Regions from separate parts of the Homo sapiens genome. Here region 2 is linked to region 1. Evidence: read pairs that join two places in POLR2A ChIA-PET (ENCODE). Cell type or tissue: Panc1. All regions are shown on one strand. Links, peaks and the distances in the headings refer to the core of each region. The heading gives the core; the rest is flanking DNA.

Evidence for each region. ChIA-PET counts read pairs that join two places held together with the same protein. Peaks named below come from ENCODE experiments on the same cell type or tissue, not always from the same donor. Only the 100,000 strongest peaks of a DNase experiment are listed, where the experiment ranks them.
Region 2: POLR2A ChIA-PET joins it to region 1 with 14 read pairs; 2 of 35 experiments call an interaction of 5 or more read pairs at or near these places.

Annotation. Positions count from the first base shown.
Region 1 is chr12:116,410,416-116,415,783 of GRCh38, reverse strand. No RefSeq gene overlaps it. Among named protein-coding and RNA genes, the nearest start is that of MIR4472-2, 15 kb to the left of the region's middle. In Panc1, for the core only: no CTCF peak of the experiment used is centred there; no DNase peak of the experiment used is centred there; H3K27ac peaks cover 3,335 bases.
Region 2 is chr12:114,685,865-114,691,232 of GRCh38, reverse strand. All of the region lies in intron 1 of TBX3-AS1 (TBX3 antisense RNA 1), which reads right to left. Among named protein-coding and RNA genes, the nearest start is that of TBX3, 4.4 kb to the right of the region's middle. RefSeq lists enhancers at 3,533-4,383, 3,738-4,644, 4,384-5,236. In Panc1, for the core only: no CTCF peak of the experiment used is centred there; no DNase peak of the experiment used is centred there; H3K27me3 peaks cover 223 bases.

The sequences.
Region 1 (5,368 bases), core at 301-5,300:
GCACTCACACGTGCCCCTCATTCACACATACACACTCACAGACAGGCACACACAACACTCACACACTCTCCCAGACATATACAGACACACACAATCACACACACGACACTCATTCACACATGCACATACACAGACATGTGCACACAATACTCACACACTCTCCCAGACACGCTCAGACACACACACACAATCACATACATGCACTCACACATACACGACACTCGTTCACACATGCACACATACTCACAGACATGTGCACACACACTTACTCTCCCAGACACACTCAGACACAATCACACACACCCCCCTCATTCACGCATACACACAGACATGCACATACAACACACACACTCTCCCAGACACGCTCATACAGGCACACGTAATCGCATATGCACTCACACACACATATTCACATGCCCCATTCAGACACATGTTCACAGAGGTTCACACACATTGTCACAGAGACACATTCGCACGTGTTCACACACATTCACACACTCACACACAAGTCTCACAGGCACACACAGCACTCACGCACACAGACATGCACACTCTCACACATTCACACAAAGACACTCATTCACACATTATTTAGTCTCACACAGACACGTGTGCATGCACAATACTCACATACATTCATACACACACAATCCTCAAATGTACACACAACACACATTTACAGACACCCACTCACACATGGACACACACGCACACACACTCATTCACACGTGGACGCATGCACGTGCTCACACACACTCATTCACACGTGGACGCATGCACGCACACACACACTCACTGAACCTTCCCTGTTCATCCGAATTTCTCTCTGTCAATTTCTCTCAGGCACCGTTTCCCTTGACGTCTCCTTGGTGTCTTTTTCTGCTCATCAGCCCTTTTCTCCAGACCTGGGGCCACTCAGCCAAGCTGCAGAAATCCTTGATGTGCTTCCAGTCTCACAGAGACCCAGCAAATGCTCTTCAGTTTTTTGTTTGTTTGTTTCGAGACAGAGTTTCTCTCCTGTCAACCAGGCTGGAGTACAGTGGTGTGCTCTCAGCTCACTACAGCCTCCGCCTCTGGGTTCAAGCGATCCTCCTGCCACAGCCTTCCGAGTAGCTGGGATTACAGGTGCACACCACCACGCCCGGCTAAGTTTTGTATTTTTAGTAGAGAGATGGGGTTTCGCCATGTTGGCCAGGCTAGTCTTGAACGTCTGACCTCAAGTGATCCACCCACCTCAGCCTCCCAAAGTGCTGGGATTACAGGCGTGAGCCACCGTGCCCAGCTGCTCCTTAGTTTTGTTTCTTTTTTTTCTTTTTTTTTGAGATGGAGTCTCTCTCTGTCCCCCAGGCTGGAGTGCAGTGGCGCGATCTCGGCTGACTGCAAGCTCTGCCTCCCGGGTTCACACCATTCTCCTGCCTCAGCCTCCCGAGTAGCTGGGACTACAGGCGCCCGCCACCACGCCCGGCTAATTTTTTGTATTTTTAGTAGAGACGGGGTTTCACCGTGTTCGCCAGGATGATCTCGATCTCCTGACCTTGAGATCCGCCCGCCTCGGCCTCCCAGAGTGCTGGGATTACAGGCATGAGCCACCGCGCCCGGCCAGTTTTGTTTCTTGTTTTTTGCCTTGCTCCTCAGTATTGATGGAAATTTGCTTCTAGTAAATTTGCTACCCACCCTGCCATTAAAAAACCAGGGAAGAAAGCTTCCACGTGCTGCAAGCTTCCTCATCCTCCCAACTCCCCTGAGAGATAACATTAGCTTTCCTCATCTCAGGTGAGGAAACCGAGGCATAGAAAAGTGCAGTGACACTGGCTGGGTGCAGTGGCTCACGCCTGTAATCCCAGCACTTTGGGAGGCCAAGGCAGGCAGATCATGAGGTCAGTAGTTTGAGACCAGCCTGGCCAATATGGTGAAACCCCATCTCTACTAAAAATACAAAAATTAGCCGGGCATGGTGGCACGTGCCTGTAGTCTCAGCTACTTGGGAGGCTGAGACAGGAGAATTGCTTGAACCCAGGAGGTGGAGGTTCCAGTGAGCCAAGATCGCGCCATTGTGCTCCAGCCTGGGAGATGAGTGCAGTGACTCATCTCAGATTAATTAACTTAAAAAATATTTATTGGCTGGGCACGGTGGCTCATGCCTGTAATCCCAGCACTTTGGGAGGCCAAGGCGGGTGGATCACCCGAGGTCGTGAGTTCGAGACCAGCCTGAACAATATGGAGAAACCCCCTCTCTACTAAAAATACAAAATTAGCCGGGCGTGGTGGCACATGCCTGTAATCCCAGCTACTCGGGAGGCTGAGGCAGGAGAATCGTTTGAATCCGAGAGGCGGAGTTTGTGGGGATCCGAGATTGCGCCATTGCACTCCAGCCTGGGCAACAAGAGCGAAACTCCGTCTCAAAAAAAAAAAAAAATTATTGAGCCCCTACGATGGGCCAAGCACTGTTCTGGCAGTGAGGGATGCGACATTCAACAAGACAAGGACCAGCCCTGGGGTGAACAGTCACAAAGCTACTAAGAAGTTTTCCCAACTCCCGAGTCCTCAATTTTCTGTGTCCCCACAGGGCCAGTCTTTGTGGGTCCTAGGCACTCCTGCCTTTGTGGGCCCTTTCAAGCATAATTGTATTTTATGCTGCCTTAATATAAAGAGAAATATAATCCAGGCAGAATTAAAAATTAAGACATTTTATTCAATCCTGAAAGTTAGGGACTTTTCCCTTCTGATTTTAAGAGAAATGGAAACCGCACTGGGCCGGGCACAGTGGCTCACGCCTGTAATCCCAGCACTTTGGGAGGCCAAGACCAGTGGATCACTTGAGGTCAGTAGTTCAAGACCAGCCTGGCCAACATGGCGAAACCCCGTCTCTACTAAAAATCCAAAAATTAGCCAGGCCTGGTGGTGCATGCCTATAATCCCAGCTACTCGAGAGTCTGAGGCAGAAGAATCACTTGAACCCGTGAGGCAGAGGTTGCAGTGAGCCAAGATCGCACTACTGCACTCCAGTCTGGGTAACAGAGCAAGACTCTGTCTCAAAAAAAAAGAGAGAGAGAAATGAAGACATTTTCATGGGCCCTAGGCATTGTGTCTGCTGTACCTCATGGGTCCGTGGCCCCTATGTTCCTAAACGCTAGGGTGGATTACCTCCCTTTGAAAAGTGAGCCCTGGGTCTATCCACAACTGCAGGACAACCCGAATAACCATCAATGGATGAAGTATTGATGCATCCTACAGTGTGGATGAACCCCAAAACAGGCCGGCCGGGTGCGGTGGCTCACGGCCTGTAATCCCAGCACTTTGGGAGGCTGAGGCAGGAGGATCGCTTCAGGTCAGAAGTTCAAGACCAGCCTGGCCAACATGGCGAAACCCCATGTCTGCTAAAAATACAAAAGGTAGCTGGGCAGGGTGACAGATCCCTGTAATCCCAACTACTCGGGAGGCTGAGGTATGGGAATCACTTGAGCTTGGGAGGTAGAGGTTGCAGTGAGCCAAGATCAAGGATTGAGCCACTGCACTCCAGTCTGGGTGATGGAGTGATACTCTGCCAAAAAAAAAAAAAAAAAAAAAAAAAAAATTAGCTAAGTGGAAGAAGCCAGGCGCAAAAGGCCAGATAGTCTGTAATTCCATTTATATGAACTGTCCAGAATGAGTACATCCAGGGAGACAGAAAGCAGATTCATGGTTGCCATGGGCTGGGAAGGAGGGAATGGGAAGTGCTTGCTAACAGGTATGGGGTTTCCATTTGAGTCGATAAAAAGTTTTGGGGCCAGGCACAGTGTCTCATGCCTATATCTCCAGCACTTTGGGAGGCTGAGGCGGGTGGATCGCTTGAGCTCAGGAGTGCAAGACCAGCCTGGCCAACATAGCAAAACACTGTCTCTACAAAAAATACAAAAATAAAATAAAATTAGCCAGGCATAGTGGCGTGCACTTATGTTCCCAGCTACTTGAGGGGCGTGAGGTGGGAGAATCACTTGAGCCTGGGGAGACTGAGGCTTCAGTGAGCCAAGATTGTGCCGCTGCACTCCAGCCTGGGAGACAGAGTGAGACCCTATCTCAAAAAAAAAAAAAAAAAAAAAAAAAGAGTTTTGGAGCCTAGATAGAGCTGATGGTTGTACAATATTGTGGATATACTTAATGCCATTGAATTGTATGCTTTAAAATAGTTATTGTTAGGCCAGGCACAGTGGCTCATGCCTGTAATCCCAGCACTTTGGGAGGCCAAGGCAGGCAGATCGTCTGAGGTCAGGAGTTCGAGACCACCCTGGCCAACATGGTGAAACCCTGTCTCTAACAAAAATACAAAAATTAGCCGGGCATGGTGGTGGGCGCCTGTAATCCCAGCTACTCAGAAAGCTGAGGCAGGAGAATCGCTTGAACCCAGGAGGCAGAAGTTGTAGTGAGCCAAGATTGCACCACTGCACTCCAGCCTGGGCAACAGAGAGAGACTCCATCTCAAAACAACAACAACAACAACAACAAAACAGTTAATGTTATGTGAATTTCATCCTCATTTAAACAAAACGAAACAAAACAATACCAGTAAGCCCCGGGCTTCCCCTTCCAGCTTACCCTGGAGACCCTGGAGATGAGTGTCCCCCTGCACCCGCAAGCCCCAGGTTTCTGTTTCTGTTCCCATTTCCTTCCTCTGGAGCCCTCTTCCTTCTCTCCTCCCGCATCTGGTCTGTTTCTTCTCTCGTCCTGTTACTGGCATGATAGAAAGCCCCTTAATCCAGGAATCCTTGCTGCACTTCCCACGTGCCTCAGGCCATAGACCAGACACTGCACACTGGTGACCCTGGGGCCAAGTCTCATCCACTGACATATTTTCCTTGGCCCATACAGTGTTCTCAAGAATTTCCAAGAGTTGCCAACATTTCAAAACAGAAAGATTTCACACAGAACACACACACACACACACACACACACACACACGACTTCCAGCTTCTCTGGGGAAATTCAGAGGCGCCAATCACTCTGGGCCCTCATTCCCTCGTGGCTGTAGGAACCAGGCTGCTGCGACCCATTAGAGAAACCCCTGTCTCCAGTTTGCCACAGTCCTCACCACTCCTTAGAACCTTAGACAGCATCTGTTTTTCCTGCCTGGCCCCTATGGCTTTGGAGTTTGTCACAACAGCTGTAGACAAATGACTGAGCCTCTTCAGGCCTCATCATCAAAATCTAGGGGATGGATTAGGTGATCTTTAAGGGTTTTTTCAGCTGAGAGTCTGTGATAGCTGCAAACTCGGCTTTATTTATTTATTTATTTATTTAGAGCCAGGTTCTTGCTCTGTTACCCAGGCTGGAATGCAGTGGCATGATCATAGCTTACTGCAACCTCAAATTCCCGGATTCCAGAGATCCTCCT
Region 2 (5,368 bases), core at 116-5,115, 1.7 Mb after region 1:
TCCTGACCTTGGCAGCAGATTTTCACGTCTTCTATTTGCCTGGCACCCCCCAGAGAAGCAAGATCACCACCCTGTGTTCTAGGACCAAAACAGGATAACTGCACAGAAGGCTAGATTTTTTCCATAGGGGCATGTTACAGCAGGAGGGATTGCATCTGTTTTCAGTGCAACAGTAAAACCTGGAACCCTTCAAGTGCTCACACTACCCCAATTCCTGTGCCCATCTCGAGAAGGTAAATCCTTCCCTCAAGCCTTAAGTGCCCCCAGGACAGCTTCATCTCTAGGGGGCATCAGTAGGTATGATGTTATCACCTTCCTTCTCTCCTCACCCTAACTGGATTTTCAAGACATGAAAACATTTGCTTTGGGAACACGGGTGTGCTGGGTGGCTGGCAAGAAGTGGAGGGAAGGTTGCAAGAAGGAAATGGAAAGAAGAGGGAGGAAAAACACACATGACAACTCTGTGCCCACGGCTCCCTTTCATTTGCATCCTGCTTGGAAATAAATGAACCCCCAAACACCAGTGAACTTTCTACTCTCACTCTCTTTAATTGAAACCCAGTACGGGAAATAGTAATGGATATTGTGCTCAAATTGAGAAAACGTGTCTGGGGCTACGAGGGGAGAGTTAGTTCAGCAGATTTGGAGGAGCTGATCTTTCTTTGGCCTGTCAACCTTCCTGACAGTGTGGTCATTTAATTTGCTATGCCCTCTTGCTTACAGATCTTCCTGTGCCCTCTGCCACATATGCTCCCCCAGGGCGAAACCCCACTCTGCCCCACAACCCTGCCACCTAACAACACTACCAATGATAAGGGAAAGAATGAAACAGTAGCAAACCACAGAAGTAAATTCTCCCATTTGAATGTCACCCTCCGTCTGCATGAGAGGACTGTTAAATTTCTCCTCCACCCTCTTAAAGTATTCTGTCACTTAGTCCCTCTACCCTACAAGTAAAATTTTGATACAAACCTCTGAGAGGCCACTTATACCCTTACCTGTCTCGACTGAAAATCTAGAAAGAGGATGTTGAAGAAAGAAAGGTGCTGGGTGGTCAAAAGTGCCTGGGGCAAAAGTCAGCTCTGGCCTGTGTCTTGGTGGTTCTGGGTCAGATAAAATGAGAGAAAAAATTCCTGGCCCCTTCCTTGTGAATTCATTTCTGCTGGCCTAATAATGCCCATTGCATTATCTTTTTTTTTAAAGTAATTAGGTAAAACACACACACACACACACACACACAAAGAGAAGGTTGAAGATATAGATTGACTTGAAATTAGGAAACCACAATTGGTTCCCTTTCCTGAGAGAGGAAAAAACCTTCACAGATGTAGAAAAAGCACTCTCCCCAGACACACACACATCCTTCAATCTTACCTCTCTCATTTCCCTTCTAACTTATCTAAATCACTGGCTGTGTACAAATTTGCCATTTTGCAGGGTGATCAGCTTTGAGGAAAGGTAGGTGCTAATAAGAATAATATGGAGGGCAAAATGTTTTCATTTTGCCTCTGCCAAAAACATATTTACATTAAGGAGGTATGATGAGCATGGATTAAGTGCATAGCGAATGATGCTCTAGAAACGGCATAAACCAACTGGCAACAAACTGAGCCTCTGTACTAAAAATATTGCTTCTCCAAGCTAGACAACTTTCAGTCTTCTCTCTCTGAAACATGCTACAGACGCTTGCACCAAATTGCCCAGATCAATAATTTAGAGGAATGTCAGAGGATAGGGGAAATGTGTGTTACAGGAAAGCTCCGTGCTGCTGGGGCAAGTAGGAAGCTGGGAGCTGGGGGCTATAGAGCTCCCCACCCTAGGTTCCTAGGTTAACTTGCAGCTCCTCACCCTAGGTTCCTGCTCTGGAAAAGATGGGGAGGTGGCCTTAGAGCTTAGGGAGCAAAGATGGGGTTCAACTCTGGAGAAAGGGGTGGCTTTGGAAATGCCAAGAGGAGAAGGTAAAACTGCCACTCTAGGCAAATGCACACAATGTTTTTCTATCTCTCAAGATACTTTATCTTTCTAGTCAAGGAAGAGAGGGGAAGGTGTTTGCTTCAGCCCCAGGAAGAGGGATCTCCAGGCTGTCATGGTTGCTGGGAAAGATGAGGGAGGGAAAGGGGGCAGAGTACGGAGGCACCAGGTCAGAAAGACAGGAGAGAATTCAGACAGGACCAAAACAGCCAGAAAAAATAGGATAAAGAAGGTAGAAAAAAAAAAAAAACAAAACAAAACATGAGAAGTTAAAGCCTGGGAAATAGATACAAGACAAGAAAGAGAAATAGAAACCAAGAACAAGATTGATGAAAGGAGGAGAAGAGAAAGTAGAAGGAAAAAGAATAAGAAAGATTCCAGACACGCATTCAAATAATCCTAAATGGGGATGAGCAGAAAGACAAGGAGACCAAAAGAAAAGGGGGGGGGGGGGTGGTGGGGAGGAGAAAGAAAGGAATGGAAAAAGAAACAAAAGGTGAATGTCCTGCCCTGTCTGTCTGGTCCAACCAAGAAGCTAGTGTCTGCCCTGGAGGGAGGAAAGGTGGGGGAGTCCAGCCTGTCTCCAAGGGACTGACAGGCAGCTTCTGGACCAGAGAGGAACTAAGCTCTCAAAGCAAGCTTTGGGGAGGAGGAAGGGATGGGGGTGCATGGTGAGTGGAGACTCCTGGAGGAAGAGCAAGCCTCCACTGGGTTCAGCACTGCCAGGGGGAGAGTCAGGGTTCAGGGTAGCATAGCAGTGCTAATGTATGTACCCCAGAGGGGTAGGGGGTGCTAGGGCAATTTGCAGGAGGACCACAAACAGTAAACTAGAGAGCTACTTCCCTGGGATCCGTGATAAGAAAATCACTTCCTCAGGTGGGAGAATTGAGCCCGAAAGAGAATGGGAGCCCTTGGGGGGCAGGCACCTGGTCAGTTTCAAAGCTCGTCAATATCAAAAGAGGCTGGGATCCTGAGATCAAATGGGCTGGGGCACTGGGCAGAAACGAGGAGCCATTGCCAAACTGCCAGGATGACCAGAACGCCCCTCCCCCAGGAAAAGTTCATATATGAACCCACCCCTGTATGAAACTTCTTAATTAGGTCTCATACCCCCGGTGAATCTTGGATGCCCTTCTGTCAACAGAATTCCCAATTTAGTGACACCTCGGACTGAAAAGAGCTCTGCGGCAAACGGGGGTGAAAGTTTAAGAGGGAATAAGCATATAATACTCCCTTGCCAGACCTCACACATGCTGAAGGGAATATTTACAGCAAACTGGCCAAAGCAAACGACCCCGCCTACCCACCATCCTTTTACCCTCCTCCCCGCCCTTTTTGTAAACTCCAGATAAACACCATTTGATCACAAAAGGGTCGGTTTGTCCCCTTTATAGTTTGAGGCAGGCAGTGCGGCAGGGAAAAGTGGCGTGGGCTAAGCTTCCGTCTCGGGCAAGGCCAGCTTCTTTGCTGGCACCGTGGCCTGGGCTAAGGACAGTTGATTTGGTTTTGTTTCCCCCGACCCCCACCCCGACCCCACCCCCACAAAGGAACATTATTTTCAGGGTCCTCCCCCCACCCAGCTTTAACACTCGCCTACTTGCACCCGCACTACTTTAAATGCTGCGGGCATTGCAGATAGAGAGGTTTTTCAGTTAATTTACTTTTTTAATTCTAGAGCTACAATTAAGTGAAAACTCTTTTTGCGAAAAGGTGGAGGAATATTTCAGAGACGCCAGAAATTATCTGGGTCTTTTCTGACCCGGAATCTGCCCTCTTTCTCCCTTCTCCTCCCCTTAAGTCACCCTTTTCTGGGACTCTGTTGAAGGGCAGGCTCTTTCAACGTCTCTAGTCTGTCTTTTGTTGAGTGTGAGACCGAAGGAAAGAGGATCGAGGGGTCTGCAGAGAGAAAAAGACCGCAGATAGCCGGCAGCTGGCGCCTAATGCCGGGGTCCGGGGAGCGCTGGCCTCGTGGGTTCTCCTGGAGGCCAGGCCCAGCACAAGCCTTCGGAACACGCTGGCCAATGTTTAACCCGAATGCAGTGGCCACCAGGCCGCTTTTGTTTGTTCGCAAATTAATCACCCAGCGCATGGCCGGCGCCAGAGTGGGTTTATCACCCACCGGGAGGGGGGCGCGCCGGGCACGCAGAGACAAAGAGGAGTTCGCACCTTCCCGCTTTTGATCCCAGAATTACGGCGGCCTCCCTGCCTAATACGAGCCTCCTGGGGCCGAGTCTGGGAGGTCAGTCATAATTGGCGGAAGTTTGCAGACCATTAGCAAGATGTCGACATTTTCGATTCGAACCCCGCAAACTTTCCTCTCGTTCTCTGCTTCGCGCGCTGGAGGTTGGTGTGGGAGAGGAGATGGGGGTCAGAAGTAGCGATCTGGGGTGATCACAGGGTTAAGTTAGAGCTATGGGCAAAAAATAGGCAATTGAGGGAGGAGGACAGTGTGAGGGGCAGAACTCCCTCTCAGTCCACCCGCGGAGCCAAAAACAAATCTAGACATTTTTAAGTAAAATCCGCAAGCTCCCCTCCCATTTCCAAAGCTGACAGCTGGCCAGAATGCAGAGGAATGTCTCTCTGCTGTGCGTGGGACGCTTGGGGGCACCGAGTGGGTGAGGAGGAGGTCGGTCACAGTGTGGTTGTAGAACTACTTTGCTTCCACCCCAAGTAGTGGGGCAGAGATTGGCCTGCGAGGGCAGGCAGGCAAAACCAGATCGCTGGGATTTGGGGCCGCTCTTGAAAGAGCAGCGAAGGGGCCCCAGGCCCCGGAGGCGAGCAGTCTGGGGGAGGGGGTGCACTTTTTTTTTCTATTTCTTTCTTTTCTTTTCTTTTTCTTTTTTTTGGGGCGGGGGTCCCCAGAGACTCATGAAACCCTGCAGTGACTTCCGTGTTCTGTGTAAGGCGGGAAATGGCCTGGCCTTTCGCACCCTTCAGGTGGGGAGGAGGGGATGCGGGAGGGGGTGTTATGAGCCAACACTCTGGGGCACCACCACCTCGTAATTTTCCCTCTCTCTCCTTTCTCTATTTTAACCACTGGCAGAGACAGAGAGGACGCCAGAGAAAGACAGACTGAAAGGGAAAGAAAGGGGCGAGATGGCGAGCCAGACGGAGTTCGCAGAACCACACTATTCTCTCTGGTGACTTCAGGGAATTCTCAACGCTGGCGCCAAGCTCTCTTAACCATGTGCGTCAAAAATGCGAGGCTGGAGAAGCCTGTCGCCTCAAAAGATCCTCCCCTATCTCAGCGTGGTTGGCCCACAAGAGCACTTCATTTTCACCCTTCCCTTGGTGCCACGTTGGGGTTTCGGGGTTGCTGGGGGTTGCGCGGGTGCACAAGGCAAAATGCGAGAGAGGCCTGTGCTGGCCTACAGAGACACACACATCCAAAGCCCTG